7 separate regions of the Mus musculus genome follow, and all the other regions are linked to region 1. Evidence: chromatin loops called from intact Hi-C (ENCODE). Cell type or tissue: left cerebral cortex. All regions are shown on one strand. Region 1 holds the start of Galnt2 (polypeptide N-acetylgalactosaminyltransferase 2). Region 2 overlaps Galnt2 (polypeptide N-acetylgalactosaminyltransferase 2). Region 3 holds the start of Gm30005 (a long non-coding RNA gene). Region 4 overlaps Gm30005 (a long non-coding RNA gene). Region 5 overlaps Galnt2 (polypeptide N-acetylgalactosaminyltransferase 2). Region 6 overlaps Gm29897 (a long non-coding RNA gene). Region 7 overlaps Galnt2 (polypeptide N-acetylgalactosaminyltransferase 2).

The links. Peaks named below come from ENCODE experiments on the same cell type or tissue, not always from the same donor. Only the 100,000 strongest peaks of a DNase experiment are listed, where the experiment ranks them.
Region 2: a loop joins it to region 1, with 2.5 times the contacts of the local background. A loop is called at or near these places in 6 of 42 quality-filtered maps.
Region 3: a loop joins it to region 1, with 1.9 times the contacts of the local background. A loop is called at or near these places in 4 of 42 quality-filtered maps.
Region 4: it touches region 1 in a loop (2.1-fold over the local background); 5 of 42 quality-filtered maps call a loop at or near these places.
Region 5: a loop joins it to region 1, with 2.4 times the contacts of the local background. A loop is called at or near these places in 5 of 42 quality-filtered maps.
Region 6: a loop joins it to region 1, with 2.9 times the contacts of the local background. A loop is called at or near these places in 15 of 42 quality-filtered maps.
Region 7: it touches region 1 in a loop (2.2-fold over the local background); 15 of 42 quality-filtered maps call a loop at or near these places.

The regions. Positions count from the first base shown.
Region 1 is chr8:124,229,882-124,233,881 of GRCm38, forward strand. It overlaps Galnt2 (polypeptide N-acetylgalactosaminyltransferase 2), which reads left to right and starts at 1,513. Exons shown (of 16, transcript NM_139272.2): 1 at 1,513-1,768. The coding sequence starts at 1,646. In left cerebral cortex, CTCF peaks have their summits at 1,823 and 3,838; DNase peaks (open chromatin) are centred at 1,433, 1,737, 2,327 and 2,623; H3K4me3 peaks cover 2,395 bases; H3K27ac peaks cover 1,458 bases.
Region 2 is chr8:124,319,980-124,323,979 of GRCm38, forward strand. It overlaps Galnt2 (polypeptide N-acetylgalactosaminyltransferase 2), which reads left to right. Exons shown (of 16, transcript NM_139272.2): 4 at 3,693-3,791. Among named protein-coding and RNA genes, the nearest start is that of Galnt2, 91 kb to the left of the region's middle. In left cerebral cortex, no CTCF peak of the experiment used is centred here; DNase peaks (open chromatin) are centred at 1,559 and 3,545; H3K27ac peaks cover 1,279 bases.
Region 3 is chr8:124,087,755-124,091,754 of GRCm38, forward strand. Gm30005 (a long non-coding RNA gene) reads right to left here and starts at 849. Exons shown (of 6, transcript XR_879340.1): 1 at 665-849. In left cerebral cortex, a CTCF peak has its summit at 1,688 (motif pointing right); no DNase peak of the experiment used is centred here.
Region 4 is chr8:124,076,391-124,080,390 of GRCm38, forward strand. Gm30005 (a long non-coding RNA gene) reads right to left here. Exons shown (of 6, transcript XR_879340.1): 4 at 1,822-2,819; 5 at 1,625-1,708. Among named protein-coding and RNA genes, the nearest start is that of Gm30005, 10 kb to the right of the region's middle. In left cerebral cortex, a CTCF peak has its summit at 1,794; DNase peaks (open chromatin) are centred at 1,810 and 2,793.
Region 5 is chr8:124,313,601-124,317,600 of GRCm38, forward strand. The region is part of intron 3 of Galnt2 (polypeptide N-acetylgalactosaminyltransferase 2); the gene reads left to right. Among named protein-coding and RNA genes, the nearest start is that of Galnt2, 84 kb to the left of the region's middle. In left cerebral cortex, a CTCF peak has its summit at 1,517; a DNase peak (open chromatin) is centred at 1,508.
Region 6 is chr8:124,049,870-124,053,869 of GRCm38, forward strand. Gm29897 (a long non-coding RNA gene) reads left to right here. Exons shown (of 4, transcript XR_388188.3): 1 at 1-741. Among named protein-coding and RNA genes, the nearest start is that of Gm29897, 2.4 kb to the left of the region's middle. In left cerebral cortex, a CTCF peak has its summit at 2,397; a DNase peak (open chromatin) is centred at 2,404.
Region 7 is chr8:124,279,920-124,283,919 of GRCm38, forward strand. All of the region lies in intron 1 of Galnt2 (polypeptide N-acetylgalactosaminyltransferase 2), which reads left to right. Among named protein-coding and RNA genes, the nearest start is that of Galnt2, 51 kb to the left of the region's middle. In left cerebral cortex, no CTCF peak of the experiment used is centred here; a DNase peak (open chromatin) is centred at 2,220.

The DNA of each region.
Region 1 (4,000 bases):
CAATGTGTGTGTGTGTGTGTGTGCTCGTGCCTGTGTGTGTGCATGTGTGTGTTGGGGAGCATAATCAGATGAAATGTTAGGATTCCTCTTCCACACTCAGCAATATGACTAACTTTCTGTTTTGCTTTTGTAGTAGCAGTTTTGCTGTCCTTTGACTTCTCAGATAGGAAGCATTTGGAGGCAGGGCTCCGGGTGGGGACTTTCTCTTCTGTCCTCTGCAGTTTTCAACAGATACTGATGCTGATGCTATGCTGGGGGAGGGGCCACTTGCTTGTCTCTTTCCTGCTCTTTGGGGTTTGTCCTGCTTCCTCTTCTTTCCCTTCACTCCCAGGCCTCTGAGGGGCAACAGTTGTTCCCACTTATCTGACTGTCCCCAAGACTCTTGGGTGTTTTCAAGCCTGTCATCTCTTCAGTATTTTACAAATCTCTTCCCTGGTCAGTACAGTGCTCGGATTCTAGTACTTGGAACGGAACTTCTTAGGGTATGAGAAACCTGTCTTCTGTGAAGGGTGTTTGCAGAATGGGGTGCCTGGTGGAATGGGGTGCCTGGTGGAATGGGATGTCTTCAGGAATGGGGTGTCTTCAGGAATGGGGTGTCTGGTGGAACTAAGAGGCTTTCCCTTCTCACTTCTGAGAAGTCTGAAGTTCAGGTGAGGCTCAGAATCCTGGTAGCCCAAGGCTTGCGGTGCTCTTTGTTCAGGATTGGGCAGACTGCCGCCCAGGGAGTTCCTTCCTCCTGCAGTGTGGGCAGATCTCAGAAATATTTGCAGGCTCTCAAGTACTGGAAATTCTTTTCCAGACACAGGGACTTAGAGTCACAAGGTCATGGACAAGGTTACAGTCACCAGAGCTGCTGTCAGGGAACTCGCTGCTGCCTGCTCTATTAAGTGGGTTACTATGCTCACCTCATTCCTTCAAGAAAGCAACCAATAAAAAACCGAAAAGATTTAAAAACATAAATTACCATCTATCTCCCCTCTTTTTCACGTTTATTTAAAACCACCACCATTCCATTTTGCTTTTAAGAGCAGGAAGGGTCATCCTTACAAGCAAGCGCCTTGAAATCTACCTTCCCTGTCTTAGTCTTGTTCAGACCACAGGGCAGTGCATTCCTGTTATCCCAGGACTCAGAAGTCTGATGCAAAAGGAGTGCTGCGAGATTGAGGCCAGCATGGGCTGGATGGTGAGTTCGAGGTCAGTCTGGATTATAGGATGAGACCTTATATTAAAAAAGAGAAAGCACAAATAAAAAATAAAAACCCAAGAACCCACTATTGCCCAAATAGTGAATGTGACGGATGGCGGGCCGGGGCGATCTCTGCAGACTGGCCCATTCCAAGTCTTTGGGGAACCGCGCGTCCGCGCCCGCTGCCTCCACCTGCCACTCCCGGGGGCGCGCAGTGGGCGGGGCGCCGCTGCCATGGAGACTCGGCTCCGCCCCCGCGCCCGCCCCTCAGCGTCGATTGGTCGCCCTTTGCTCCCTGACCCCGCCGCTGGGCCGCCGCTTCCTGCCGGGCGCCGAGCGCCGAGCGCCGAGCGCCGCCCGCCGAGCGCCGCGTCTTCCCGCGCCGCCGCCCCGAGCTCCGCCCGCCGCGCGCTCCGCCCGCCGCGCCGCCAGGCTGCCCGGCGGCCGCCCAGAGCGAGGATGCGGCGGCGCTCGCGGATGCTGCTGTGCTTCGCGCTGCTCTGGGTCCTGGGCATCGCCTACTACATGTACTCGGGGGGCGGCTCCGCGCTGGCCGCGGGCGGGGGCGGCGCCGGCAGGAAGGTGAGTGCCGCGAGGCCTGTGCGCCGACCCGGGCCTGCAGCGGGGAGGCGCCGTGCACCGAGAGTGCTCCCCGGCTCGGGGCAGCAGATGTGGGGACCCTGGCCGGGACGCGCGCCTCAAGTTTTCTCCGGGCCCTCAGGCCAGCGGCGCGAGCTCCGGCCCTGTCCGGCTCACCCGCGGCTCTGGGTGCAGCGACTTGCCTCCCGCATGCGGGGCGCGGGCACCCGGAGCCACGTACCGCCCTGCGCCAGGATCTTGGAGGCTGTTATCTCGCTGGCGACACTGCGCTCCACTCCCTGTGCCGGGATCATAGGGACAACCCTTCCGCCGGACTCCCTGCCCCCTGCTCCGTACTCCGCCCAGATCACCCCGGAGCCCCACTCCCTGCTCCGGGATCTTGGGGATCGTTGTCACCCGAAACCCGGTGCTCCCCGAGCCACATTCCGCCCAACTGGAACCCGCGACCCTCTCGTCTTGCGCCCAGATCTTGGGGACCTTGGTCGGGCTGGAACCCTGGTGCTCCAGTGATCAGAGGCGTGATCCCTCCCTATCCTCCCCATCCAGCACCCCGGCAGTGAGGTCGTACCGTGGTTCTGTCAGACCTCCCGTTCTACTTGCTACACTGCCCACCTCGGCCCTTGGCCGCTCACGGCGGCGGGAACTACCTAGCCTTTTGCGCTTGCATTTCCTAACCCCAAGTCCGCATTTCCTAACCCCAAGTCCCTCCTCGGTGTGTGTCTCTGGTGGGTTCGGTAGTGAGGCCGGGAGTCTTAGAGCTTACAGGTTCTGATTCGGCAGTCATCTCGGCTTGGGTACCGAGTGGACACCGAGCGAGCGTGGGATCCTTGCCTTGGTTGGTGCTGTCTAGGCTGTTGTATTCTCTCCTGAGGGGTTTGTGGTGTTTTACTAGCTAACGAGCTTCGAAATATAGTTATCTTTTCCAAAGATTTGTAGCCCTCCTTACTTGATTTTGAGTAACAGTACACGACCAGAAAAGAATGGAGGTAGATCGCGGCTTAGGGAGATAGGGGGTAGAATCTTGAGTAGGATGGACTGCCCATGAGCAGCCGCCGACTTTACCCCTACTCAGACACTGAATGTCAAAGGCACATGGCTGATTCCCTTTTTCTCTGGCATCTTCAAGTTATTCCTAGCTGCAGGTACGGAGGGAGGAAGGAAGGGAGGGAGGAAGGTGGAAGTGTCTTTTTGACTCTGGGAGGGGTTCATGATTCGTTTTTTATTTTCAGTAACGAACATGGAAACAGTGTTTCCCTGTGCCTGGCTTGTGTGGGGTGGACACTGACTCTCATTAGCCCTGCTTTCTGAATGGTTGTTGTGCTGGGAGCCCCTGCTTGCTAGGGTTTAAGTCTAGCAAGCGTGGCTGGTGGCAGCAGCCAGGTTTTTGAGAACCATGGTGACTCTGAGCAAGTGTGGTGTGTACGGACTTTGCTTCCCCAGGAGACTTCCCTCGCCTTGGGAATACCCTGGCTGCTGACAATGCTTTTTCCTAGTCACACAAAGATGAAGTCCTGGATCAGCACAGGTATGTATGTAGAAAGGCACCTGTGGCATCAGCCTCCCAGGGATGTCACCCTACCTCTGGGGGTGTCTGTTGGCAAGCAGTTGGCTTGTCTCCTCATTAAAGTTCTCTGGATGCCTAAGAGGTATTAGCTTTAGGTGTGAAGAAAGCCCAAGACCTCTTTGTGATCCGATGGAGACCCTATAGAAAGAGCAGATCAATGACCTGGGGTTCTGTTGTCAGTGAGCCATAAAATGTTGTCCTGGCTCAGGGTATCATGGTTTAGTGATCTGCAGGGCAAGGGAGTGCTGTGAAAACTGCAGATTTGGGGCTGGTGAGATGGCTCAGCAGGTAAGAGCACCGACTGCTCTTCCGAAGGTCCTGAGTCCAAATCCCAGCAACCAAATCCCACAACCATCTGTAACAAGACTGGATGCCCTCTTCTGGTGTGTCTGAAGACAGCTACAGTGTACTTACATATAGTAAATAAATAAATCTTAAAAAAGAAAACTGCAGATTTTGAAATTTCAGTAGTGCTCCCATTGAGGTAGCAAGGTGGATCCTGAGAGAGAGACAGAGGATGCCGCCAAACTGTGGAGTGCCATCTTGGATCCCTTAGTGGGTTTAAACACTAGACGACTCTCCACATTTAGCTCATCCCCTTGATAAGAGAAAATGTGCGATTCCTTTAGCGTGTACAACATGACTGTGAG
Region 2 (4,000 bases), 90 kb after region 1:
ATACCATGCTGTTTAGGGATGTATATATGCCTTTTCTCTGTGTGATTAGTTAAAAGCATACCTAGGAGTGACAGCGCACCAAATCTGGGTTAGAGGTTCCCTCTCCCGACACTGGGGGTTGGAAAGGGCCTGAAAGGGTGGTAACTGTTGCCTGTGAGCTGCCGTAAAGACAGGACCACAGAGTGAAGGCCCTCCTGCTTGTCACTGTCCCTACACGGGCCAGTGAGCTACATCACTAATGTCCTGGTGTCTGTCTTAATTAGGGTTTCCATTGTTGAGAAGAGACACTATGACCAAGGCAGCTCTTAGAAAGGACAACATTTAATCAGAGCTGGCTTACAGGTTCAGAGGTTCAGTCCATTATCACCAAGGCAGGAACATGGCAGCGTCCAGGCAGACATGGTGCTGGAGAAGAAGCCAAGAGTTCTACATCTTGTTCTGAAGGCAAACAGGAGAAGACTACTGTCTTCCAGGCAGCTAGGAGGAGGGCCTCGAAGGCCACCCCCACAGGGACACACATCCTCCAACAAGGCCACAAGTAGTGCCACTCCCTCTCCCACGGCCAAGCATATTCAAACCTATGAGTCTATGGGGACATTCCTAGTCAGACCACCACAGTGTCACACGGGGTGAGAAGAAACCCAGGAACCCTCATCACCCTTCTGACCGTATCGTTGCTAGGACTTGACCCTCCCCTTGGGTATGTACATGTTCTGGCCGGTTTCTTCCTGTGTATCCTCAGCTTCACCTGTGTGATGCCCGTGGATAACGCCAGGACCAGTAACATGTATTACTGGCCACAGTGACATGTATTAATCCCTGCAAATGACCCAACGGCATTTAGGATCATCCAGTGTATGTCTGCAGCATCCGTCTGTCCCTGGGAGTCAGCTGGAGCTTTGATTTAATGTCAGAAATAGGAAAGCCAAGAGAAAGGAAAACCTTTTGTGTGTGTGAAGTGCGAGGCACATCCAGGAGAGGCAGGATCCTTCTGGAACTCTTTAGCTAAACTAAGGGTTTTCAAAATCTTTTAATTTGACTTTTTAATTTCCATACACACACACACACACACACACACACACACATTGTATTTATGTAGTTTTCCCTAGCCCCTCCCCTGTCCTCTCTCAAATCCATGGCCTCTTTCTCATTATTGTTACACACACATACACACACATGTATATAAATACAACCTGCTGAGTCTATTTGGTGGTGTGTGTGTGTGTGTGTGTGTCTGTATGTTATCTTTATGTGTCTGACTTGTCAAGTTGCCATTTTAGTGGACAGGAAGCTTCCAGAATGACAGTGCCAGTACCAAGTCTTTGGAGCCTCTAGTGAACCAGGGCCCAGAGTGGGCTTCTGCGTGTGTCTGGGAGAAGAGACTCCAGCTGCCTCGTTCTCTTGCTGTTGCTCGCTCTCCATCCTGCTTGGCTGGGAGGAAGCACCCTACAGCTGATGGACTTGTAGCAGCTGCCACCCTGGTTCCCACTGCCTCCAGAGCAGCTAAGACTGGCTGACAGGGCCAAGCAAGACTCTTTAAATGCAAAATTAATTGCTTCTCTTTTTAAAGCGGTTTGGTTCCTCCGGGGCCTCATCTGGGTTGAGTGTGGGGCTTATCTGGATCTGTGCGCACACTCGCTCCACCCGTGGGCTGTGAGAGCCTTCAGCTCGCACTCCTTAAGAATGGGATCTCGCTGAAGCTCCTGAGTGCCCAGACCTGAGCCTGAGCCTTAGGAATATGCAGAGGAGTTTTAATAAAACGCTGTGTAGCAGCAGCCTGCTTGTTCCAGCAAATGCTTCCAGAGCCCCAGGAGACTTCCAAAAGCTCCTGGAAGATGAGCTTCCTGCAGAGACGAGGAGAATGAGAGACTGGGGCGTGATTGGATGGGCCCGGAATCCAGCGCTCTGAGAGTGAAAAATGCTATCCATCTTCTCACGGTCCCACTCGGCCCTGTGGGTCCCTGGAGTCTCCCAACCCAGGTCTGCTGGCTCAGTCACTCCTGGGCTACGTGGGGACCCGGGTACAGAGGGCAGTGAGCCTCGAAGCATGGAGCCTCTCCCCCTTACAGCATTACAGATTGGCCTCTTGACAGTGAAGCCATTTGGTAATTTGTTTACAGTTGAAACTTGATAGATTCTTCGTTCATCTACCTTCCTGCTAATTTTTATCAATTGGCTTGTCCATGAAGGCTCGTCTACAGTGAGTGAGATCAGATGCTAACTGTAGAATTCGTTCCCTGACTCCCCACAAACAACTGCTATACAATTTTTTGTGTGTGATTAATTAAAAAGAATGTACTATAATGACTAAAATTAACCGACGCCCCTTCTGCAATTGCAGCCCTAATTGCTTTATAATTGTGCTGCTTTTCTTGCTGCTGCTCACAGACTGCAGGGCTGGGCTCCTCTCGACAGTCCTGGGGAAGCACTCATCTCGGGGCACCTGCCTTGCCCTCTCCACACCTCTCTACTGGTGTCCGGCGGCTGCTATGCCAGCATCCAGCTCACTGCTCAGCAGTTGAGTGTTGAGCCCTGACTGAGCTCCAGGGTTCTTCCAGAATCCACCTCCTTTCCCACTGATTTCCATTCAAGATAACTGGGGGAATCTGATGAGCTGCAGGGTAAACTGAGTCTTCGGTGTGTTGGACCCATGGAAGGCTCTGCCACTTGAAGAGATGATAAGGGCAAGGAGGGGTCCAGAGGCAGGGACTGGATTTGTGGGTTCCCTCCTCTTCAGTACGCCCTGTCAACCCGGCTGCTCTGCTGGGCTCCTTCTCAGTCTGGTGTCACTGGCATCACCATTGGCCACTTGGGACTCTGGCTGTACTCAGACACAGCTGACAGTGTCCCAAGGCTCTGACAAGGTCTTCACCCTCCTAGGGGAGTTGTGTAGAGACTCTGGGACACTGCTCTCTGCCTGCATCCCCAGAGTGGCCTGGAAGAGTCCACGTGAGTTCTGCTGAGCTGGGTCTTACTTTACTGAGTATTTTGACCATGTTATACTTGTTATCCTCATCAGAAGAGGCGTGGCTTTAAAACTGGTCTTCATTGGCTCAAGTGTAAGGCGTCCACAGTCAACGCAGAGGCCCTGTGCGGCTTGCCATCTTTGCAGGCCTAGGTTGTTATGGCCCTGTACGTGAGACAGGCCTAAGGTGCCTGCCCACCTGCCAGTCCGGCTTCCATGACACAGCCTGCTCCTCTGTCACCAGGTTACTGGGAGAAGGCCTGGCAGGCAGTATGAAGGACGGCAGGCAGTGGGTCCTTTGATACTGTGAGAGCCAATCACCCAATAGGCACCTTGCCTGTTGTAGGCAAAGCTCAAGGTAAGAAGAAAGCAATGGCTGGCTGGCGTAGGTCCCCCAAGGGGGGAAAAAATGCTGAGGACTGAGGCAGGCGTGTGGCTGAGGAGTGTCTGTCTGGAAGTGGGAGGCTATTTCACTGCTTTAGAACACGTGCCTTACATGTTAGAAATCTCTTCTCAGTTCATACAGCTTGCAGAACGCCCTTGTCTGTAAGCAGAACCTGGCTGTAGCTCCTGCTTCCATATGTGCGTCTGTGCCAGAACCTCCCACAGCTGGCAGGCTAACCGCAGCCTCTCGGTCTTGGCAGCCCACTCTGCTTATCGAGCAGGGATGATCCGTCATTGCGGGGTGTATCCTTTGTTCACAGGGCCGGTCACTCTGTTTCCTCAGGTGTCAGCGCAAGCAGTGGCGAGTGGACCTGCCAGCCACCAGCGTGGTGATCACATTCCACAATGAAGCCAGGTCGGCCCTGCTGCGGACGGTGGTCAGGTGAGGCCAACGGATAGCTCCCAGCGTCTCATGGGAAGTGTTTGGGGCACCTGACAATGGCTGCACCTCAGGTGCATCAGCTGGGGCTACAGACAGGACATCAGCTGCCAAGCATGGGGTAGCTGTTGGCTCCTCGAGCCAAGGCCGGGGACCAAAAGAGAGAGGAAACTTCCAAGCAGAGCTCCGCCCTTACAAGGCTCCGTTCCTCT
Region 3 (4,000 bases), 140 kb before region 1:
TTTAAACCAGGAACTCAGGCTCCAGAGTCCTGATGAGAGACCCAGGCTCTGGTGTCTTGATTTGTCCCTCCTGCCTGCCCTTCACACTGGGACAGCCTCTGAGCCTAGATGGCCCTAAGCTGAGATATCACACACTGTCTAGAATTCAGGTATTGTCGACACCTGAGCTCTGGGTAGGCTGGAAAATGAGGTTTATCTTGTGCTGGGCCGCATCAGGGATTCTGATACTGAAGAAGGAAATCAAGATGTGGGGCTTCCAGGGTACACGGCCAAGGCCCCCTCTGTCCTCAGGCCTGATGCTTAGCAGAAGGACCCTGTCTCCTGACCCTGACAGCTTCAGCCAGGGACTGTTCTTCAGCTTGAAGCACGGTTTGCCTTGAGGTCACCCAGGTTGCTTAAAGAGGCCGCTCCCAGAATAACAATGCTTTCCTACAGACAAAGGGGAGCCATGCCGAGCACAGCTTCAGCTGTGGGAACAGTTTCACCTTCACTTTCTGAGCACAACACCTGCTGTGAAGGAGGGATGAAGCCCAGCTGTTTCTACTGAGGACAGGCCCCTGGCTGGAGCCTTGCCCGCTCTCCCTCACTTCCTTTCTGGTCGGTCTGTAGGTTCCCAGGCATCTCCACCACGCTCTTGGGCTTGCTCAGGCCCATCTGGACTCACCCTTCCAGTTCTGGGCCTTTTTCTCTGGTGAACAGTCAAGCTGAGACAGGAGGCGTGACCCAGACAGAGGCCAATGGGACGTCGGTCTCTCCCCAGGTAAACTGAATGTGGCTCTAAAATCAACAGGCCCACAGGGTAGAGATCCAAAGCAAAGGGAGTTCTCGTGACAGACTGTGCGGTTGGTAGGCAATACAGTCTGTGTGTGACAGAGCCTTTCCCTGGAATCACAGAGGCTCACTTTACCTGATGAACTGAGGGCGGGGCTCAACCTCACCATTGACTTGATTTTTCTTTGTGATGGGAGGAGTTGATTCCCTAATCCCCTTGGGATTTTTTTTTTTTTTGAATTTATTTTACTTTATGTGTATGGTACGAGTGTTTTACCATGTGTGTTCCTCATGCCTGCTGAGGTCAGAACCGGGAGCCTGATCCCCTAAAACTAGAGTTATTGATGATTGTGAACCCTCATGTGGATGCTGAGAATTGAACCCAGGTCCTCTGTAAGAACAACTAGTGAAGGGCTTTTATTCACTGAGCCATCCCTCCCCCGCCCCCTTGGGATTCTTAGAAGCAAGGGATGAAAACTGTGCCCTGGTTTGTTGCAGGTAAGAAAGGCGTGACAGTTGGCACTAGGGATCTTGCCAGGAGAGCCATTCTTCAGGAAAAGGGACTTTCTTCAGGCCTTTGGGGGCAGCAAGTCTTAGCCTTGGCTATGAATATGTAAATCTCCCGAGATGCAGTCAGGCTATTGCTCTCTTCTAGGCACTGCACCTCCCTGGGGCTTCTGGACTTCCTATCTACTTCGTTTGCCTAACTCAAGTCTTATTTTCCGGCACATTCTCTGGTTAGAGGCCCACCAAGGCTGGCCTGGCCCCTAGTCCCCACAGCCGTTGGCTCCTCCTTCCCCTGCTTACTTCTTGCAATATGATTGGATGAAATCTCTCCCCTCATATTTATCTTTTTTTTAAATTTCAATTTATTTATTGTATGTATGTAAGTACACTGTCACTGTCTTCAGACACACCAGGAGAGGGCACCAGATGGTTGTGAGCCACCATGTGGGTGCTGGGATTTGAACTCAGGACCTCTGGAAGAGCAGTCAGTGCTCTTAACTGCTGAACCATCTCTCCAGCCCCTCTCCCCTGGTTTTTAATTTTTTATTAAAAACTGTTTTTAATACAGGGTCTTGCTGTGTTGCTCAGGCTGGCCTTAAACTGATCTTGTCCTGGCCTCAGAATAGCTGTGGTCACTGGTGTGCACTCCCATGCCTGGCTCAGCTCACAGGCAGAAAGGCAGTCTAAGGAGGGATGGACCCAGCCTAACCACTCTGTCAGCTTGCTTTTCTTCCCGCTTGTCAACGTTTGAGCATTTAATTCCTCCACCCTTCTCTTAAAATGGTCTCCAGGTTTATAGTTCCTTTAAACCATTTTTCTACTTTATCACTCTGTGGAAATCACTCACTAAGACCCATACTTTGGATATTGATCATTTTCAAGGCTAGCCATAGATGTTAGAGTCCTTCCTCCAGATGCTGGGTGGCCACAGCGAATTGACATGGCATGGTACAGGGGGGATGTTGAGGCTGAGCCAGGAGCTGGGCAGGTTGGGTGTGTTAGTAACATGAATCAATGATATTCTCAATGTATAATGGAAACCTTTGTATGCCAAACAGCATCTGCACACACATTCTGTCAGACTTACACATAAGCCAGTCTTTTTTTTTTTTTTTTTTTTTTCGAGACAGGGTTTCTCTGTGTAGCTGGCTGTTCTGGAACTCACTTTGTAGACCAGGCTGGCCTCGAACTCAGAAATCCACCTGCCTCTGCCTCCCAAGTGCTGGGAAAGGCATGCGCCACCACGCCCGACTCTAAGCCACTGTCTTAATCACTGTTCTACTGCTGTGAAGAGATACCATGACCACTGAGACTCTTCTAAACGAACACACTTAATTGGGGCTAGCTTACAGTCCAAAGGTTTAGTCCATTATTGTCATGGTGGGAAGCATGGCAGCATGCAGGCAAACATGGTGCTGGAGAAGGAACTGAGAGTTTTATATCTTGATGTGCAGGCATCGGGTCTTCCTGTGACTGTGAGCCACTAGGCCTAATTTTGATCTTCTGAGACTCCAAAGCCCATCCCACAGTGATGTACTTTTTCCCCAAAGGCCGCTCCCACTCCAACAAGGCTACACCCACTCCAACAAGGCCACTCCCACTCCAGCAAGGCCCCACCCACTCCAACAAGGCCACTCCCACTCCAGCAAGGCCGCTCCCACTCCAACAAGGCTACTCCCACTCCAACAAGGCCACACCTTCTAATCGTGCCACTCCCTATGGGCAAAGCATTCAAACACATGAGTCTATGGGGCCATTCCTATTCAAACCATCACAAAACCACATTTATTTTACTTCATAAAATTGTGGTTAAAGGCTCGGGAGATGGCTCAGTCAGTAAAATGCTCATCTTGCAAGCATGAGGATCTGAGTTCAATTCCCAGAAAAGACATGAAAAGGCCAAGTGTGGTACCATACATGTGAAGTGTCAGTGCTGGGTAGATGGAGGCAGACAGAGACCACACAGCCCAAAGGCCAGACTACTTGATGAACTCTAGGTCAATGAGAAACACTGTCAAAATCCCAGATGGGCAGCCCCTGGGGTATGTACCTGTGCATCCATAGCCATATACCCATACAGAGATACAGAATTAAAAATAAGTCTTTGTCATAGTTTGTATATTCTTGGACCAGGGAGTGGCACCATTTGGAGGTGTGACCTTGTTGGAGTAGGTGTGACCTGGTTGGAGTAGGTGTGTCACTGTGGGTATGGGCATAAGATCCTCACCCTAGTTGCCTGGAAGTCAGTCTTCCACTAGCAGCCTTTGGATGAAGATGTAGAACTCTCAGCTCCTCCTGCACCATGCCTGCCTGGATGCTGCCATGCTCCCACCTTGATGATAATGGACTGAACCTCTGAACCTGTAAGCCAGTCCCAATTAAATGTTGTTTTTATAAGACTTGCCTTGGTCATGGTGTCTGTTCACAGCAGTAAAACCCTAACTAAGACAAAAGTTGGTACCAGGGACTGGGGTATTGCTGTGATAGGCCTGACCATGCTTTTATTTGAAAGAATGTAGATTTTGGGACTTTGGATTTGGAAAGCAGTGGAATGCTTTAAATGGGGCTTAATGGGTCATCCTAGTAGAAATATGGAAGACTTTGTTACTGGGAGTAATTTGAACTGTGTTGACCTGGCCCAAGAGATTTCAAAGGAGAAGAATTTCAGAATGTGGCATAAAGACTGTTTTTGTGGTATTTTGGTGAAGAATGTGACTACTTT
Region 4 (4,000 bases), 150 kb before region 1:
GAAGGCCTGTAATATGGCATATTACCTACCCACGGGTGACAAGCCTGGCAAATATGAACATTTTTTGGAGTCAGGTAACACTCAACCTGGTTTTGTTAACACCCTCTGCTCAGTGGGGTGCTGACATGAAATGGTGCTGTGTTTTTTCTGATCGCGGGTCTCCTGCCAGCCCCCTTTCTTTACTTTAGAAATGTTTCTGGCAGATCTTGGTTTCCAACTGCTTTCAGTTAAGCCTCTGGTTCACTCCTGCATCTGAGCTCAGGGCCTCTCTGGGGAGGGTGCAGCTGTTCTTTGCTGCCTCCTCTTTTGATGTCTTAAGGATGTGAGGAGTCTGTGGATCTAAGGACTGATATTCTCAAAAGCCCATCTGTGATGGTTTGTGTATGCTCTGCCCAAGGAGTAGCACTATTAGTAGGTACAGCCCTGTTGGAGTAGGTGTGTCACTGTGGGTGTGGGCTTTAAGACCCTCATCCTAGCTGCCTGGAAGCCAGTCTTCTGCTAGCAGCCTTCAGATGAAGATGTAGACCTCTCAGCTCCTGTACCATGCCTGCCTGGATGCTGCCCTGTTCTGGCCTTGATGATAATGGACTGAACCTCTGAACCTGTAAGCCAGCCCCAATAAAAGGTTGTCCTCATAAAAGCTGCCTTGGTCATGGTGTCTGTTCACTGCAGTAAACCCTAACTAAGACACTATCCATTGTTAGAGATTGGTTTCTATGGTGGTGAAGACGGGAGGCAGGGAGACTGAGACAGGGTTCTACTGGGAGAGTGACCATTTGGCCTGTCCTCTGGGATCCTTACTGTGGGTGCACCGGGACAAGTCACCTTCCCTGATACCAATTTCTCCAGATTAGACAGCAGAGCCTTCAGTTGACCTTCACCTGAACTACATTCTAGAAATTTCCTTCAGGAGAGTGACAGTAGGTCAAATCGATAGGCCTTTGTTTGAGAGTAGGATAGGACAAAGATAAAGCAGCGGACTAGCTAGGCTGAGCTTGGGCGTGCAGAAGGTGCAGCTCCTCTGCAAATGTCTAAGTCCCAGAGGAAGAGGAGCTCAGAGCACTACCACCTCAGTCAATGACAGCGACAGCGGCGAGGGCCAGAACAGAGTGAGGCAAGGAAACAACTGGCTTGTGTCATTTGGTGATGTGATAGAGTTTACACCAGCAGAAAGTGACCCTGGTGGGAGGAGATAAGTTCTGAAGACAGAAGATACAGACTCAACGGAGAGAACCGGCTTGTGGGGGTGGGGGTGGGGAGTGGAGTACGGGTGTGTCCCCCCATCTCAGCATCTTAGTCAGCCCTGCCTCTGTGCTGGGATATTCTCAGAGTCATCAGAGTCGTATTCTCCAATAGTTAAGGAGGAGGCCATTAAATGAGAAGCAAAAAGACCCACAGTCTGCACAGAGGGAAGCTGTTTTCTGCCTCTAGGTTATTGAGCCGCCCTTTTCTCTCCGAAAGACAGCAGGCTCTTCTGAATGGGCTTCCCATGATGCGCAGGATGAAGCCCACAGGAAACCAGAATCCTAGCCAGATCTGCCCTGTCTTGGACAACATTGTGTACACATGAAGGTCAAAATGCCCAGAAGTCTTTTTTTTTTTTTTTTTTTTGTATAAAACTCACCTGCAGAAGCTCCTGGTGTCCCACATTCGATTGTTAACGGAGTTCTCTGTTTAAATTCCAGCTAAGGGCACCCCAAGGGGCGTGCTGGAACAGTACCAAGAAATGCAAGTAAATACCAATAGGAAGAGGGCTAGATTCATTATTGCCCAGTTATAGTGCCAGGCTCGCTCCTCACCAGGAGGCGCTGCACCACCTACCGAGAGAGCAAAACTATAAGAAATGTTGATAATACAGCTGGTGTTGGGAACCGGGTAGAGCCAGAGCGCTCCTAAGTTGCTGGTGGGAATTCGAAAGGATACAGCCATCTGGAAGACAGTTTGGTGGAGTCTCAGAAACATTCCATACACATTATCGTATCACCTGGCAAATTCTACATCAAGGTATCTTTTTGTTGTTGTTACAAAAAGACAAGAGTTTGAAGTCCAACAAAAAACTGGCCCATAACTGTCTGTGGTGTGGCAATTTTACTTATCCTTACCAAGAATTTGCAGGCTGTTTGATGCTGTTGTGCGCTGGATCATAACCGGCCTGGTGTTGCTTCCCTTTCTAGTAGAAGAGCTATCATGTGTGTTTAACTAGGACTTGTTGAGTGCAAGCATGTAGGAATGAATGGGAGAGATGACTCGGGGGCCCAGTGACACAAGGAGTCTGGGGCCTGGGAAGATGGCTCTGCTGAAGTGCTTGCCATAGCACGAGGGCCTGACCTTTCTCTCCAGCATGACCGAGGAAAGCTGGGCACAGTGACCCAGGTCCTGGGGAGGAGAAGACAGGGAGGATCCCCTGGGCTTCCAGGCCAGCAAGTCGATTGTGAGCTCAAGATTCAGTGGGACTCTATCTCAAAAGTAAGGGGGAAAACAGTTGAAGATACTCTCTCTCCACACACACACACACACACACACACACACACACACACACACACACACATGGATGACATAGACCTGAAATACCTGGAGAGGCATGGGTGAAAAAACAGTCTCTCACGTGTTGGCTTACTTCCTGTCCAGTTCTGAAGGTTTTACATTTTCATTCCGTCCACTCAGGAAGTTCCCTGAAATGCCTTTGCTCTGGTTCTCGGAGGCAGAACATTTCTGGGTTTTTCTTTAGTACATCTTAGCAAATCCTTCTTGGTCCTTTGATGGGGTTGTGTGGGAGGGTGCCTCCTGCCAGCTTCCTTCCTTCCGAGCAGCCCAGTCACCTGTGACAGATGGACACACAGCAATAGAAGCTAAAGCTGCAGAATAATAAAAGCTCATGAAAAATAAATGTCTCCTGAGAAGCAGGCGTCTTCAGAGCGGCCCTCTCCGTCACACCAGCAGACAGCATGCTTAATTTGCAAATGGTAGTTCCCAGGACAGTCCCTCTTAATTTCCATCTAGGAGCATTCTTTCTCCCTTTTTGAACATGCAGCATAAAGGGTTTACTGTACATAGGAGGGAGAGGAGATCTGCAGACACGGAGTGCCCTTTGGATGTCAACTTCTGTAGGAGCTAAATTATTAGAAGGTCGGCAGGAAGGGTTTAGATTACAACCTCTACCCTTTATTCCTCCAGGAACAAGAGTTCCTCCCTGGAAAGAATCACTTTCCACTGATCGACCCATTATACAGCTATTTAACTGATAAGACCATCAATGACTGGGAAAGTTGGGATGTTGCATGTTCAGAGCCTAATTGCAACTTATTTTGGGCTATCTCTAGCCCCGTAAGCAGCCATTCCTTGTCTACTTCTGTGACATCTTGGACTGTATAAAGTTAGTAGATGTCTAGCTTCCCCCAACCCAGAGGGCTAAGTGTGTTCTCAGACAGCATCCAAGGCCACAGCAGCGATCTTCCAGCTTGGCTTAGCCAGTTTATCTAAAGTTCCCACCGGTGGATTTAAAAAGAGTATAGATTTATGACTTTTCTATGTTGACACAAGGTCTTGCTATATAGCTCAGGATGGCTTTGAACTTGAAGCAATCCTCCTGTGTCTACCTCCTGAGTGCTAGGATGACAGACACATGCCACCATATTTGATTTAGCGTCCCCATTTAAATCCCAAGGACAAAGGAAGCTTGTCACCACCAGCTAAAGAATAGTAATGAAAATGGGGTGCTCCCTGCCCAGTGGATTCGTGTCACCTGCAGCCATTTTCCCACGTTCCACCCCAGCGCGTGTCCACTGTTCACCACTTAGGATCCTGCAGGGGACCCCAGGGAACCCCAGGGGACAGAACAGCAATCAGAAGGAATACAGTTCCTGGCTCTGTGGGGCACGGAGACAGGGCCTGCACTGAGCAGCCAAGGGCCCATCCTATGGGAAGAGGAGGGTGGGAGATGCTGAGCATTCCCAGGGTGGAAGCAAATGAGAGATGGTTTCAGGGACCATGTGGCCTACAC
Region 5 (4,000 bases), 84 kb after region 1:
CCCACTGAGTTCTGTACAGACTACTTTGTGTGTCCCATGCAGAACTGTCCTCGGATCCTCACATGGCCCTTGTCACCTTAAAATCACAGTTACTGTGTTTACCCTCACAAGATCAGGCTTTTAATATTCTCTGGGGGGAGCTTGCCAAGATACACGAGCAGCTTAGACTTGAAGAGGGCAGAGACCTCTTCAGTTGTATCACTTCCAGGAACCTTCCTGTCGCCTACCTCCAAACTCTCTGGCTCTCTGCTGGTCTTCCATCGACACCGTACCTGGGGTGAATACATGTCTGCTCACTTCATTCTGGAAAGTTCTGTAACACCAGTGCATTGGGGTCCGCCAGCCCCCTAGGCTCCTCCCACATACCCACACCGTGAGCGCCAGAGCTCAGGCTGCAGTGTGCCTGAGCCTCTGGCGTTCTTGTCTTATGAAGTGTAGTGTTATTGTCTCAGCTATTTTTAAGCCTACTTTAAAATAACCAAAATATTGCTGTTTCCCACTTGTCTGAAGTTCTGCTCTAACTTTCCTTTTTTAACCTTGTACGTGTTTAGGCGACAGCTTCACAATTGTATGATTTTTTTTTTTCTTCCTGTCAGTTTAAACGTAAGCCATTGGTTTTCTGCCCCCGGCCCGTATCGTTCAGAAGCCAGATGTTACAACTGCATGTTATTTTCTTGCCCGGTACCTGTGGCCTTGTCATCACTGTCACTGACTCTCTGTAGCTAGGGATTTTGCTGCAGATGTTTCTAAGGCCATCACACACATTTCTTCCCACTTGGCTTCCACAGCAGCCTTAGAAAGTAGGTGCATTCATTATTGTTCCTGTGTTGTATTGACGAGAGGACTGAGAGTTAGATCTGTTTAAGCTAAGGAAGTGGGGGGCAGCATGAACACACCTGTCTGCAGGGCCATGCCTCACTTCGTGTGTGTGTGCATGTATGTGCATGTGTGTATGTGCTCACATGTGCATATAAGTACCTGTGTTCAGCTTAGATGCCCCAGCCTCAGTCTTCTTACTCACATGTTTTCTAGGTGTGTTTAACATGTTTTTAAAGTACCCAGAGCTGTCTCAGAGTGCAGAACAGGCCTGCTGCAGCAGGCTGGTTGGTTGCCCTGGAAATGTTGAGCCTCCTGAAGTTTGGATGCCTGCTTCTATGTCATCACAGGCTTCTGCTCACGTCTAAGAAGATCTGTGTAACCAACGGCAGTGCAGTGCTGTAATCTGGCACACGGGAAGGAACGTAAACTTACCCGTCGTGTAACATATTTACTTTGCCACACCATTCGGCCAGGCCGGAGTGGCACAGACAGGCTGCTTTGTGTTATTTCCTTTTGTTTTTTACACTGCACTGGGGGTTGGGCCAGGGTTTGCTAACACTAGGCCAGCGCTCTCTGCTGAGCCCCAGCCCCAGCCCCCATTTTCACTCAACTCCCCATTCTGTAGCTCAGCCTGACCTTAAGCTCCCTATTCTTCTGCCTGGGCCTTGTCAGTAGTGGAGACAGCAGCGCCCCCTCTGGCCCTGCCGTTTAGTCTCCTGGTGTGTTTATGTTGTCTGTTTTACCCCAAGTCTGCTCAGTTCAGAACTGATTCAGAGACTGAATCAGGTGAAGCTCATCTGGCTCATGGTTCTAGAGGCTGCTGCTCTAAGCCGCTGCTGCTGCTGCTTGGCCCCTGGTGAGAGCCTGCGCTGATTTACAAGGCAGCCTTGGGGGAGCCGTGGGCAGGACCCCATGCTCCTGGCTTACCCCTTCTTCCAGTAGACTTGTGGATCTTGAATCCCGTGGGTCCGTCGCCGTCTTTGACGCAGACACAGTTTTGTTTACTAGCCAGTCCTTGCTTTTTTTGTCCCTCCAGTTGGTTGACAGAATTTGTTTTCTACTTATAACTCAATTAGTTGCCATTTTCAGCAAGAGTAGTAATTAGACAAGTACTGGTTTAATACTAAGAATAAAACTCTGCCCGTTCTTTAATGAGGAGCACATATGCTTGTCTCTGTCCCAATCCCTTTTTGTTCTGTTTGAGATCTGGGCATTAGATAGATTATGACAGTCATCTTAATTTTTGTGATTTTTTTTTTTAATTTGTGTGCATGAGTGTTATGCCTGCACGTGTGTCTGTGTGCCACCGTGAGAACAGTGCCACTGGGTTGTGAGCCATCCTGTGGGTGCTGGGAATTTATCCCAGTTCTCTGGGAGAGCAGCCGGTGCCCTGGATCACTGAGCCGGCTCCCCAGCGCCCTGTCGTCGTCCTTCCAATAGTCGCCATCCTTCTTCCAGAGAGTTTAGTCTGGAGGATGGAGAGATATCACCTATGTCTCTCAAGAGGACGCAGGTTTCATTCCCAGCGCCCACACCTGGCGGCTCACAAAGCTCCAGGGAATCCCATGCCCTCTCCTAGCCTCTGAGGATGCTGCATATACACTCACATACACGTAGAGCATTTTCATTTGCACAGTGTTGTACACACAGGTCCAAAACTGCACTGGTGTGAGGTGGTTTCATGCTTCCTCCTGCTTTGTAACTTGTTGCCCCTTTAAGTTTTTTTTTTTTTTAAATGTGATTACACCTTTTTGATGTTATTTGCGTGCGGGTGCACGAGTGGCAGTGCACATGCAGAAGTCAGAGGACAGCTTGAGGTTCTTCCACTGCCTGGCTCCCAGGGACTGACCTGCATTTGCCAAGCTTGGTGGTAAGCGCCAAGGGTTGAGCAGCTCATGGGTGCTGCCTGAAGAGATGGGGTAGTGATGATGTCCTGTCTATAGCATGAATGGTGACGGCCACCTCCACGCACCCAGGGATTAAATACCTGTCTATCCTTATCTCTGAAAACAGAGGATCCAGCATGGCCTGCAGTTGCCAGCTGATCTGTTTGACAAGGGCAGAACATTGAAGGCATCTGTGGTCAGGCAGTTTCCAGACCTCCTGCTGGGCAGAGCTCAGGATCTTGGCCATCCGCTCCATGTAGGGAGAATGGCCACCCTACAGAGCTCCGAGGCTCTGGCATTCGGCCTGGAAGAGATAAGCACAGGGGGGAACGTAAGCCGCTCACCCAGGCAGTTCATGGGAAGGTTGCCCTGGAGCTCAGCCACTTGGATGCCAGAGGAGCGGAGCAAACGGAGGCATGGATGGCTCCGTGTGAGGCAGGACTGGGCCATCCCACGTGTGGAAGCTGTAGTTGGAGGATATCTGCAGCTGGGGACTGAGGCAGGCATCTGGGGAACCCAGGCAGGCATCTGGGGGACCCAGACAGGCATCTGGTCAAGCAAGGGAAGGAGTGCATTGTGGTTCCTGTTGGCTGCTCTGCAGCTGAACTCCTGGGAGAGCTCTGTCATCAGGAGGAATGAGTTTAAAGGGACAGGTCTTGCTTTGACTCTCAGGAATGGCTGCTGGTGAGGTGTTCTTAGGGAGATTAAGGGAGCGCTCACAGCACTGTGTAAGGCTGTTATTTTCTCAAAGTTTTCCATTAAAAGCTAACGTCTGGAAAACGGAAGGTGGTGGAAAGTGGGTGATAGTCCTGATGAAAGAGTTTCACTGCCTCCTGCGACAGCTCAGCCTGCAGAATGCACCCCATGAGGCTCTGCAGGTTCAGATTTCCTCTGTGAGCTGGCACCACCTCCCAGGCTGCCCAGCCTGAAGTGTGCCAGGCCAGCTACTGGCCCCGTCTGTGCTTTTGTGCTGAACCCCCAGCCTCCCAAAGGGCACGGAGCTTTCCGAGGCAGGGCGGTCAGTGAGGCAGGCAGCGTCTTGTGCCATGAGGTGATGAGTGCTGTGGTTTTGAACTTGGCTCCTCTGATGTTTGTGGTATGTGGTGCCAGGACTATAGGGCGTGAGAAAGCTGTTTTAGGTTAATAATGGTGACATGAGATAAACAAACCCAGGGTGAACAGGGCTTGTCAGACCCTGGCAACCAGACCTTAAGGAGCCTAATTTCAGAGCAGTCTGCAAAGGTCATTAAGTATTTTAGGGTTCGGTTCTCTGGTGTTAGAAGACCCAGGGCATT
Region 6 (4,000 bases), 180 kb before region 1:
AGCCTTGGAAGCTTTTTGAAACAGTCGGTGTGTAGGGCCTGCAGTTCTTCCTTTTCAGCTCTGTGCTGACTTTGTCATCTCTGCACTCTTTACTTTCTAGGAGGCTTTAGCTACCCTTCATTGTTGCTGTTGCTTCTGTTATTGTGACCGTCTTTGCCATCACTGCTGCCCTGCCTCTGCTTGCATCTCCTACGTTACCAGCTCAGCCTGTTCTTTTACTAACAATACCAAAAGCCAGCAAAAAGAGATTGCTTGAGCTAGGTATGTTGGTACATGCCCGCAGTCCCAGTACTTGGGAAGTAGAAGCAGAAGGATCAGGAGTTCAAGGTCATTCGTTCTCAGTGGGTTTGAGGCCAGCGTGGACTACATGAGATCTTGTCTCAGAGAACACCACCAGAGCCTGCTTACAAGGGGCCCTCCGTTGGACCTCATGTTCATTGTTGTAACACTAGGGTGCAACACAGAAGGGTGTTTGGGGATGACTCAAAGTCACCTGAATAGCCTGCCCTGTTTGTTTAGCCAGAAAAAGTTGTGGCAGGTATATTTGTACCAGTCACAGGCCTTCTCTGGCTACTAGGAGAGGTGCTCACCAACTGACCTAACTGCTAAACCTCACCCAACCTCACTGGAAAAGTTCATTGCAGCGTTTGATGTAACAAACATAGTTCCTTCTGGAGCCAGAGTCGTGTGCAACAAGCAGGTGTGATTGCAGTGGAGCTACCTCAAGGAGTAGTCGATGAGGTAGGTGACTGCCATAAACAGGATTAGGTTGGCTGCTTGGTTCTCAAGCCAGCTGGGTACTAGGAAAGGGTCTAATAGCTGTCAGGGAATCAAAGCACTCTGGTTCCAGCATCTTAGCTTGTTTAAAGGAAACGTAAACACTGAAGAGGTGCTTACAATAAAGTCAGTGGTGCTCTAATACTTAACAGTGCTCCCCTCTTGGTCAAATACTCTGAGAAAGGTTAGATTAGTTTATTGGTCTCAAATCAGGCTCCACCATCACCATCATTATTTTGAGACAAAATCTCTTGTAGCTCAGGCTGGCCTTGAACTTGCAGTGTTGTTGAGGACGACCTGAGACTTTCTTCTACTTCCTGAGTTCAGAGATACTAACAGTCATGCACCACCACACTTGATTCATATGGTCCTGAGTTTGAACACGGGCTCTACATGACAGGCAGTGGAGCTACATTCACAACAATATTTAAGAGTTTTTTGTTTCTGTTTTTAATAGTGTTATAGGATATTTGAAAAAGATTTACTTTTTTCTACTTTATGAAGTGTTTTGCCTGTATATATGTGTGTATACCTTGTATATGACTGGTCCCCAAGGAGGCCAGAAGAGGACACTGGAGCCTCTAGAACTGGAGTGACAGATGGCTATAAGCAGCCGTGTAAGGGCTATGAGCAGAACCCAGATCTTATGGATGAATAGCTAGTACTTTTAACTGCTGAGCTATCTCTACAGTCCCACAACATTAATTTTTATTGATTCTTTGATAAGGGAGCCATATCATTTTCTTTTTAATTTGTTTAATTGCTCAAAGTGTATTTTTTACATCACCTATTTAAGTTTATTCTGTAAAATTTGTTTACATAATAGTTTGTTTCTTATTTAGACTATTCTTTCTCACTGACTGTAGAATTCATTTCGTAAAGTCTTCTCATACCCTCGTTTCATTCAGTCAGAATGTAGACTTTTGAAAATGATTTTAAGGATAACCCATAAGAAATTTCTCTCCCATAAAAAATTTTGTTTTTGTTAACGTCTGATGTAGTCCAGGATTGTCTTGCTCTCCCTTGTGAAGTGTACACTGGCCTTGAATTTACACGATGCTCCTGTACAGTATCCCTAGTACTGGCTTAACAGGGAGCCCCACAATATACCGGACCTCACCATATCACACATTTAGTTTTCAAAACTACCTTTTCGAGTTACTCTAGGTGGAACAGATGTGAACTAGATATTTTAGATAGGAAAAGTGTGTTTTATACCTTAAACCTGATTTTATTCCTTGCTCTGGCTAATTCAGAAGGAAACAGCTTTGCGTGACTAGCTTGTCTCTTTTTCCCTTGCTTAGGCCTTCAGAACTGGGCAGCTAGAACTGGCTTTTAGTGGGAAAGTACCCTTTTGCTTCTTGCTATGTACTGACAGATTTCATTTTACTTAAGTTGCTTCAGGGGATGCGGAGATGTGCAGGGAGCATTATCAGTCTTTCAAGGCCTCCTGTTATTGACGATGGAACTGAGGCTATAATCTCTGGCCTGCTCTGCCCCACAACCTGATAGAGCAGTGTCTGATTTGTATTCTGTTGCAGGTTCATCAGATGACACAGGACAAGCCAAGCGATGATCTGCTCCTGGTTAATCAGTTGTAGGCACAGCAGTTCCTCAGGTGTCCTGATGGTGGTGCTGTGGTGCTGCTCAAGGACCTCTGTGGCCAGAGAACTTGCCCTTAGATTGAGGGGATTGAGGTCTTGAGCCTCCTCAACTGTGCTGTGCCGGAAGGGCAGCCCAGACAGGCTTCCATTCTAGAAGTGGTTATTCGTGCCTCAGCCACTTGGCTGACCCTAAACCTTTCCCTGCATGTGCTTTGATGTGCTTTGCTGATTCAGAGGGCAGAAGAGCATCTACCAGTGACACCTGTGGAGAGACTCAAACTAGGGTGGTCTGCCAGAGAGTCACAACACAGAGACCGAGGCAGAGGGACTGATGCTGGGGTAGTAACTCTGTAGACATGCTTTAGCTCAAACCCCAAGCCATTCAACAAGCACACACTATCCCTGCAAAAGCGAGGTGTGAGGATTCAGTTCTGGGGCAATGTTTACTTTCTAGCACAGCCATTGATAATGAGTGACAAAAGCAAGGCTGGGAGGGGAAACCTGCCTGTGTGGCAGGAGCTGACCCACAGAGTGCAGGTCGTTGACATACAAGAACTGGTGGAAATCACTTGTCCTGTTGTGGACATGTGGTGGGCGTTAGGTGTGAGGGGATCTGGGGCTGAAAGGCTCCACATGGGGATCCCTGCTCTTTCTTTGAAGGCACTGCTGGGGCCGTCAAGAATGGAGAGGGGGACACCAAAGGGGACATAGTCATTTGCTGCTCTCAGCTACTCCTCGTGCGCCACAGTAAATGATCTCTAGGGCCTGTCCTCTGCAGCTTTCTCTCCTCAGTTCCTCACAGACCCTGTCCTTTCCCGTTCACGTTCTCAGGGGCGCTTTCGAGGCAGGCCTCAGGGATTACTCTGATTTATTTCTGGTGTGCTTGTACCCTCTGAGCTCACTCTCTTTATTTGAGGCAGAATCTCATGCAGCTAGAGCTGACTTTGATTTGCTGCGGAGCCAGTGCTGACCTTGAACTCCTGATCCTCCTTCCTCAGCTGCTGAGATGCCAGGCTTGCACCAGGAGTGCCCAGCTCGCCGCTCCCACTTTTGTTTTAAAAAGCCCCTGTCCAGAGGCAGCTTTATCACTTCGTAATCCTCCATTCTCTTGAGCATCTTCTGAATGCTAATCCTCTGTTTTATATTTCACCTTCCCTTCCCGTACAGATATGTGGTAGGCACTGTGTAGTTTAAACGTTAATTCCCATCATTCTAGGATCTGCCATCTCCACTCTTCTAACTTCTAACGTCAGGCCTCAGCTCCCTGCCAGTGATTTCACCCATCCCCAGCCTCCTTTTTTGTTTCCTATGGGCATGCTGTTTACCTCGGGGTCTATCCTGGGACCCTGATGACACCCTGGACCTGAATCCCAAGATTGCCATCAAGCACTAATGGAGACCTTGTATTTGAGGTCCCTCCACTTCACATGCTCCCAGTTATCTTTTGGCTCACCCTTCCTCCCTCAGTTTCTCATGTGTTCCTTACTGCCATGTCCTCTGGCCCTCATTAGCACCCCCAGTCCAGCACCTTCTGTTGTTACTTTATTGAGATCCGAGTCCCCTAATGTCCTTTCATTCTCTCCCTCCAGGGGCCAGATCAGTTGTTTGTGGGTAGTGGT
Region 7 (4,000 bases), 50 kb after region 1:
GCATGCAGTTTCTGGCATTAGTCACAGCCATACTGTTATGCTGTCATTACCATGGTCCCTCCATGGACTCTGCTTGTCCTTTACAGCTCTATGACTGAGCGAGTGCTGGTGGACACACTGTGTGTTTTGTCAACCAGCATCTTTAGGGCTCACCTGCCATAGGATGTGTCAATTGGCCTCCTTTTAGGGATGTATAGTACTCTGCTGTGGGAGTGCACTCCCTGCATGTGTTGGTGGATACTGGGCTAGTGGTATAATTCCACAGCAAATATAACATGGATCCACTTCCACCATATTGTCCCGTCTTCCCGGGTTTTCCTGGGGTAGACTTGGTGACTATACTTGGCACTCTGCCAGTCAGACAGGGAAGTCCTTGTCACCCCGTTCAGCCTGAGGTGAGCTGCACTTGGGGGCAGGCGCTGCTGTGGACAGGGGGCCCTGAAGGAGAAGATTCTGCAGACACCAGTCAGACAAGGGTGTTTCCCCTCTCCCTGACCAGTTCTCTCTCCTACACTTGTGTCCTGCTTCTACTGTGAACTAAGACATCACAATAAAAGGCGGTTTTAAGAGATGGTTTGCATGCCAGTATAGTTGGACCCTCTTGCGTTTGCTGAGGGGAGGTGGTTGAGACGTTGTAACTGGGAAAAGCGTATATGATGGGCAGTCGATTCCTGAACAGATTTGAGGCAAGTTTTGTGGTCCTAAGTTATGCACAGCCATGAGAATATCTACCTAGATAGATCTACCTATCACCTGAAGAGGCAAACTGAGACAGTCTGTTTTTCTCAAAGGTGGTGTTAGATATGAGGCAACTATAGCTCCTGGCAAGGTAGATGTCTGTGTGACAGTATTCTTCGTCAATGTGATAACCCATCAGTGGGACACTCCATCGGTGGGACACTCCATCAGTGGAGTTTGGGAGCTCAGCAGAGGCCACTTCTCTTTATGACTGCCCCTCAGCCAGACTGGGTTTATGTAACCATGTGCCGCACAGGTCTTAACGTGGTACTCACACATCAGTCTTTGAGGTGATCCAGTGCTTCCTGGGCACAGACTGTGTGGGTCAGTGGTTAGGGACTTCCAGGCAGCTTTGTCATTGGCTACTGGGACAGGTGGGTAAACCTTGAGTGGCCTGCTCCCCCATGGGTGAGGTGGGTGTACTGAGAGTGTAGCTTAGGCATCTGCTGAGATGTAAGATTTGGGTGCCGTGGGTGCAGCTGGGTGTACGGTGTCTAAAGCAGCCTGGGTTTCCCTGTGTAGTGTGTTTCTAACTTCTGAGAGTCAACAGTCCTTGGCATGCTCAAACCCTCTACTCCTTTGTCAGGCTTGGACTTAAGTGTTCCGTTACATCTAGATTTGGGAGCTTCGCACCCACCTTTTGGTGTGCTTGTGATATAAGGTGCACAGGCTGAGGACTGACACTAGAGACGGAGTGTCGACCATTTCTCTGGCAGGCACCAGCTCCCTGTAGAATTGTCCATTCTCTCTGTGTGTGGGTTTGTTGTTATTTGTTTTGACACAGGGTCTCATGTAGCTCAGGCTGGCCTCATACTTACTGTGTAGCCATTGATGACTCTGAACTTCTCATCCTCCTGCCTCTGCCACGGAGAAGAGGCTGGGATCCCAGGTGTGTACCACCTCTCCCAGTTTATGCTGTGCTGGGGATTGAACCCAGTGCTTCAAGCGTCTAGTCGAACACTCTGTCAACTGAGTCTCATTATTCTTCATTTGAAAGAGGCCTCTCATGAGTTAATCCCAGAGGACATGGCCCCTCCCACTTACATGCCACTCATCCAGTGCCCAGGAAATATATTCCAGAATGCACACCCACTGCCCTTCCGTGTACGGAGGTCAGTGGGAAAGGAAGGCCTGAGCATCTGCCATAATCCAGGACAGTGTGGTGCCCAGTGTCTGTCCCTGCTGCCCTTGGCTCTCTCTCCTGAGGGTTCCTCTTTGCTCCTGTCGACCCATGGAAGCTCATGTGTCTTGGCTGGGCTAAAAATAAAGTCCTTTCCCTAGGCCAGGAATTGGAAAGACAGCATCCCCTCTGCTGTTTGGAACTGGACACAAGAAGCTGATGAGATAACAAGCCGTTGCTCCTTTTCCTTTGCTGTCCATGGGTGTTGGTGTGGAGCCCTGAGGTGTTGCCAGGGTGGCGGCTGCTCCCATCCATGTGTGTACACCGCCATCTGCTTCCCCAGGCTTGTGATCTGCCCCTGAGTGTGAATGGTGCTTTCATCTGTGCTAGCAGTGACTGCAGACCTGCCTCTGCCACTTGCAGAAGCGGAGTGTGAAGCCTGCACCGTGTGCTCTTTCTGGCAGGGCTGGCTTTGGTGGTGAAGTGCCAGGTTTGGCATGTTAGCTCACATAGGGGTAAGAGAGGGCTGCCACCTGGTTCCTGGCCTGTAGTATATGTATTCCAGAGGAGGCTCTGCCTTGGCATACCACTGGACTTCTTGGGTCTAGCCTCCAAGGTGCGGAGACTTCTGAACTAAGTTACTTCCTGTTTCCGTGGTGATTCTGGGGTGAGCTCTGTGAATAGCACGTGCTGGAGTGGAGTCTTTGGTGTGTTTGGTACAGCAATCAGTTATAGGCCTTTGATTGGGAGGACTAGAAAGAGTGCCCAATGGTGCGTGTGACTGACTGGTACTCACACATGCGCACCTGGCCCCCAGACCTGCTCGCCCAGGTGAGTGATGACACAGGGGACATCTGCCTGTCCAGGGTGAGGAGCTGGAGCAGAGCCGTGTGCAAGCATGAACACTCTGCCCAGCCTTCCTCCACACCAGGGCTGATTGGTAGGCCCTGAGTGTTCCAGCAGGGCACTTTTGGGGGTGTTTCAGCAGGGTACCTTTGGGAGTTTGCTACCACCCACCTGACACACCACCTGCTCTTGAGGGGCTTCCCTGACAATTCAGACCTTGAAGACCCGCCCTGAAGTCATGTGTGATGGCTTGCTCCTGTAATCCCAGCGCACGGTAGGCTGAGGTGGGAGGGGTAATGGGAGTTGAGGTTAGTCTGGCCCGCAGTGTAGACCATCCCATCTAGGAATCTGCCCTGATTATGCTGTGATGAGCTGTGCACTCAGCCCAAGCGGGGGGCAAAAGGCTCTGTAGCTATCAGGGACCAGGTGGTGGCTCTGTGTGCAGGCTGGACCGGGCCCATGACTTGCAATCGTCCTGTCTCAGAGGCCTTCTGTCCACGTAGCCTTTAACCCCTGTTCCTCCATCCCCTGGAACTTGCATGATCTCTAGGATGTCTTGCTGAGAGAGGGCCAGTGGAGTCGAGTCCTCACAGAATCTCCTGCCACCTCACAGGTCCTGGCTGCCACCTGTTGATACAGCCCTGCATGTTAGATCTGAGACAGGGTGGTGGTCTGTGTGTCCACCCTGGTGTCCCGGGAGACTCCAGATGATGCCTACTTCAGGAATGTCAGCACAGGTTGCCATGGAGATGGCTTGTGGTACAGTACCTTTGTAAAGCAACAGTCTCCTTAACAGGCAGGAATACTGTAAAGTGGTCCTGGAAGAATGTGCTGCAGAGCTTCCTGGCTTGGCCCTGTGCCCACCACACTGACTACAGGGATGAAAACAGAGTCTATAGTTCATGGTGGCTTCGCCTGTGAACGGAGGCTGGGAGGGATCACACACACCCCATCCCCTTTGCTCCCGTGCCCCCTGATTCTGGCATGGCCTCTTGGCTTCACCTCACATGCCATCCAGATGCTAAGGCAAAGTTTTCTAGTTGAAAGTTGTAGCCCCCATGAGTAGCTCCTGAAACTGCTATGGAGAGCAAACAGCAAACCTAGAGCGGTCTGTGTGTAAATGTGGGCAGCATTGGATCCTTCCACGGGCCACGTCTGTGTCACTGAGCCTGCAAGGTCAGAGCCAGGCCATCTGGCTGGTTCTCTTGCCTGTGGGTCTCTCGCTGAGCCTGGTCTCTCATGTCCTCTGCCTTCCTGGGATGCAGGGTGCTTCACCCTTGTGGCCTCCTCCTCCTC